Regions from separate parts of the Homo sapiens genome. Here region 2 is linked to region 1. A link is an interaction called in ENCODE POLR2A ChIA-PET data of the cell type or tissue named here. Cell type or tissue: Panc1. All regions are shown on one strand.

Region 1 (2,500 bases):
TCATAAAGTCTGAATATTTCAACTTTGGAAACATAAATGGGAAGTTTTTGAAAATGAATTTTTCACTGAGTATGTAGTTCTAGATTTTTTTTTGACAGGGTCTCGCTTTGTCTCCCAGGATGGGTGTAGTGGTACAATCATGGCTTACTGAGCTGCTACCTCCCAGGCTCAAGCAATCCTCCCACCTCAGCCTCCCGAGTAGCTGGGACCACAGGCACATGCCATCATGCCTGGCAGAGTTTTTTGTTGTTTTTTTTTCTGTAGAGATGGGGACTTCCTGCGTTGCCCAGGCTGGCTTGGAACTAGGCCATGTAATTCCAGATTTTATCTTTCTCAGGAATTATGTTCATTAATTGATTTTCATATTTCTGAAGTTACTTTTGGTTTAAGTTATTAAATTTTGCCAAAAAATATTATCATCACCAAGCTATGTTCGCTTTGTTCATAGACTATACTCAAGACTAAGGTTCAGGCCAGGCACAGTGGCTCACGCCTGTCATCCCGGCACTGTCGGAGGCTGAGGCAGGAGGATCGCTTGAGCCCAGAAGTCCTAGACCAGCCTGGGCAACACAGCAAGACACTGTCTCTACAAAACTTTTTTTTTTTTTAACTAGCTGGGCAGTGGCGTGTGCCTGTAATCCCAGCTCCTTGGGAGGCTGAGGTAGGAGCCTAGGAGGCGGAGGCTGCAGTGAGCTGTGATGACACCACTGCACTCCAGCCTGGGCGACAGAGACCCTGTCTCAACATCAAATAAAAGACTGAGGGTCAACAGAAAAAATGGATTTTTTTCTGTTACACAGGAAACTTTTCCTCTTTATGGTACCCTCTAAACATAATTTTTTGTCTTAGTTTTTTACTCAGAAATTTGTATGGTTTATATAGTACTATCTTTCACCAATACTCAGATGTCCACAAAATACTGACACAGTGTTTAAGCTGGTACATTGGAAGACAGACTCTGAGGCATTTGCTTCTTTAAAGAAGTGCTAATTCAGGAGACAGGCACCATGACCTCTATTATTTCAGTCATATATATACTTTTCTTTTCTCTTTTTTTATGTAATGTAATGATTTATTTGTATTCCATTCTTCCTTTCTCATTAATATAAATGAAACATCCTCTGAACAATACAAAAAACAAAGCACTTAAAATATCGGCCAGGCGTGGTGGCTCACGCCTGTAATCCTAACACTTTGGGAGGCCAAGGTGGGTGGATCACCTGAGGTCAGGAGTTCGAGACCAGCCTGACCAATATGGTGAAACCCTGTCTCTACTAAAAATACAAAAATTAGTTTGGGCATGGTGGTGGGCACCTGTAATCCCAGCTACTCGGGAGGCTGAGGCATGAGAATCACTTGAACCTGGGAGGCGGAGGTTGCAGTGAGCCGAGATTGCGCCACTGCACTCCAGCCTGGGCAACAAAGCGAGAGTCCTTCTCAAAAAAATAAAATAAATAAACTATCTTCCCTGCTTGAGGCACTGCTCTCTTGTTTATTTCAGGAAAGACACAATGCTAAGACCGTGGGGGAGATCAAGCAGTTTGTTTCCCAGTTGCCCCACATGCAGGCAGCAAGGGGCTCGCTTGCAAACCATACCTCAATTGCAGAATTGATCAAAGATGTCACTAGTGAGTATCCTTTGTAATGATTGTTTCAGTCTGGGGCTACTTGCACATACAACGTTTGACACCTAGGTCATCAACACCACAATGCCTCTTCGGGAGAGTCAGCTCTGTCTTAATACCACGTGTTCTTCTCAGTGTTAATGAAGTATACATATGTTAATAGTTAAGGATATTCCAGGCGGGGCATGGTGGCTCATGCCTGTAATCCCAGCACTTCGGGAGGCCAAGACGGGCAGATCACTTGAGGTCAGGAGTTTGAGACCAGCCTGGCCAACATGATGAAACCCCATGTCTACTACAAATACAAAAATTAGCCAGGCACAGTGGTATGCATCTGTAGTCCCAGCTACCTGGGAGGCTGAGGCAGGAGAATTGCTTGAACCTGGAAGGCGGAGGTTGCAGTGAGCCGACATCACGCCACTGCACTCCAGCCTGGGTGACAGAGTGAGACTCCATCTCGAAAAACAAAACAAAAAGAATGTTCCATTTGTTGGCCAGGCATGATGGCTCACATCTGTAACCCCAGCACTTCGGGAGGCTGAGGCAGGCAGATCACTTGAGTCCAGGAATTGAAGACCAGCCTGGGCAACATGGCGAAACCCTGTCTCTACTAAAAATACAAAAATTAGCTGGGCATGGTGGCACATGCCTGTAGTTACAGCTACTCAGGAGGTTGAGGCATGAGAATCACATGAACCCTGGAGGCAAAGGTTACAGTGAGCTGAAATCACGCCACTGCACTCCAGCCTGGTTGAGCGAGACTCCATTAAAAAAAAAAAAGACTGGGCGAGGTGGCTCATGTCTGTAATCCCACCACTTTGGGAGGCCGAGGCAGGTGGATCGCCTGAGGTCAGGCATTCGAGACCAGCCTGGCC
Region 2 (2,500 bases), 250 kb before region 1:
ATCAGCATTTTAGAAGAAAAAGTAATGTGCTTTTGAAAAAGATAAAGTGTGTAGATTTGCATTTAGGCATCTGATTTTATGTTTTTGTTTTTGTTTGAGACAAGATCTCACTCTGTCACTCAGGCTGGTGTACAGTGTTGCAATTATAGCTCACTGAAACCTTGATCCTCCCGCCTCAGCCTCCCAAATAGCTGGGACTACAGGCAGACACCACCACACCCAGCTACTTTTTTTTTTTCTGATAGAGTCAGGGTCTTGCTGTGTTACTCAAGCTGGTCTCAAACTCCTGGCCTGAAGTGATCCTTCTGCCTAGGCCTCCCAAAGTGCTGGAATTACAGGGATGAGCCACCATGCCCAGCCTAGGCACCTAACTTTAACAGAGATATTACTGGTATCTCAAAATATATATTTATTTAACAGGTCACTAATCTAAAGTATTTGTTAAAGTACAGATTATGAGAAATTATATTTTCAAGCTTTCAGAATTTGGAGGTGCCATGATGTAATTTCACATGCACTTTTTTATTATATTTTTTAATTTTTTTGAGACAGAGTGTTACTCTGTTTCCCAGGCTAGACTGCAGTGGTACTATCTCAGCTCACTGCAACCTTCACCTCCCGGGTTCAAGCAATTCTCCTGCCTCAGCCTCCCGAATAGCTGGGATTACAGGTGCCCACTACCACACTCGGCTAATTTTTATATATTTAGTAGAGATGGGGCTTCACCATGTTGGCCAGGCTGGTCTCGAACTCCTGGCCTCGAGTGATCTGTCCACCTCAACCTCCCAAAGTGCTGGAATTAACAGGCATGAGCCACTGCACCTGGCCTCACATGAACTTTTTAGTCCCTGGCACCAGTTGGAATAACTGGCTGCAGTGGTGACTACAGGTTTAAATTTTAGAATTTAGAAATATTTCAGATTTTTTTTTTTTGAGATGGAGTCTCGCTCTGTCGCCCAGGCTGGAGTGCAGTGGCATGACCTCGGCTCACTGCAGCCTCCACCTCCTGGGTTCAAGCGATTCTGCTTTCTCCTGCCTCAGCCTCCTGAGTAGCTGGGACTACAGGTGCCTGCCACCAGGCCCGGCTAATTTATTTGTATTTTTAGTAGAGATGGGGTTTCACCGTGTTGGCCAGGATGGTCTTGATCTCCTGACATCATGATCTGCCCGCCTCGGCTTCCCAAAGTGCTGGGATTACAGGCAGGAGCCACCGCACCCGGCCAATATTTCAAATTAACTTCCTCATATCTCACCCTTTTTTCTCTATGTGAGCTAACTTTGTGTATCTAAACTCATTTTTGGCTGGGCACAATGGCTCACACCTGTAATCTCAGCACTTTGGGAGGACTGCTTGAGACCAGAAGTGGGAGACCAGTCTGGACAACATGGTGAGACTCTGTCTCTACAAAAAATTTTTAAAAATTAGCTGGATGTGGTGGCATGTTCCTCTGGTCTCAGCTACATGGGAGGCTTAATAAAATAAACTAAATTTTGATTAGGTATTCAATATATTAAATATAACTAGGATTCCTCATAAAAGTCATAATTTTTATATGTTAAAGATGTTTTATTTAGATAAGTTTACACTTTCTAATGGAGTCATTCATTTAAACATTTAATATTTATCTTAAATTGGGTGATTTTTATCCGAGTTCAAACGATTACCGCATCATATAGGCTTTGCCAGTTTATAAGCACAAAGGATTAGTATCATGAAAAAGAAATAAATCAGTGTTTTCTTAGAATTGGTGCCCTCCATATTGTCAGGCTGATAAAGTGTTGTACAGAAAACCAAGGAAAAAGGACAAATTAAATTATTTAGATAAAATTTGTGCTCTCAAGCCTTTTGATTTAGTCCTTATTTTTGAAACTGTTATAATCAGAAGTTTCTCCTGGTTTTTGTTTTTTTTTAAATTTTTTGAGACAATTTCTCACTCTGTCGTCTAGGCTGGACTGCAGTCGTGCAGTTACTGCTCACTGCAGCCTCAACCTCCCAGGCTCAAGTGATCCTCCCATCTCAGCCTCCTGAGTAGCTGGAACCACAGGAACATGCCACCACACCTGGCTAACTTTTGTATTTAGCTTAGAGATGGGGTTTTGCCAAATTGCCAGGCTGGTTTCAAACTCCTAGGCTCAAGTGATCCTCCTGCCTCAGCCTCCCAAAGTCCTGGGATTACACTGGGCTTAGTCTGTTTCTCCTTTTTTTTTTTTTTTTTTTTTTTTTTTTTTTTTTTTTTTTGAGACAGAGTGTCACTCTATCGCCCAGGCTGTAGTGCAGTGGTGCGATCTTGGCTCACTGCAACCTCTGCCTCCCAGGTTCAAGTGATTCTCCTGCCTCAGCCTCCCGAGCAGCTGGGATTACAGGTGCACACCACTATGCCCAGCTAATTTCTGTATTTTTAGTAGAGACGGGGTTTCACCATGTTGGTCAGGCTGGTCTTGAACTCCTGACCTCATGATCCACCCGCCTCGGCTTCCCAAAGTGCTGGCATTACGGGCA

The links. Peaks named below come from ENCODE experiments on the same cell type or tissue, not always from the same donor. Only the 100,000 strongest peaks of a DNase experiment are listed, where the experiment ranks them.
Region 2: POLR2A ChIA-PET joins it to region 1 with 11 read pairs; 8 of 35 experiments call an interaction of 5 or more read pairs at or near these places.

What each region holds. Positions count from the first base shown.
Region 1 is chr12:122,241,510-122,244,009 of GRCh38, reverse strand. VPS33A (VPS33A core subunit of CORVET and HOPS complexes) reads left to right here. Exons shown (of 13, transcript NM_022916.6): 8 at 1,502-1,628. Among named protein-coding and RNA genes, the nearest start is that of DIABLO, 17 kb to the right of the region's middle. In Panc1, no CTCF peak of the experiment used is centred here; no DNase peak of the experiment used is centred here.
Region 2 is chr12:122,495,587-122,498,086 of GRCh38, reverse strand. The region is part of intron 2 of ZCCHC8 (zinc finger CCHC-type containing 8); the gene reads left to right. Among named protein-coding and RNA genes, the nearest start is that of ZCCHC8, 4.1 kb to the left of the region's middle. In Panc1, no CTCF peak of the experiment used is centred here; no DNase peak of the experiment used is centred here; H3K4me3 peaks cover 41 bases; H3K27ac peaks cover 138 bases.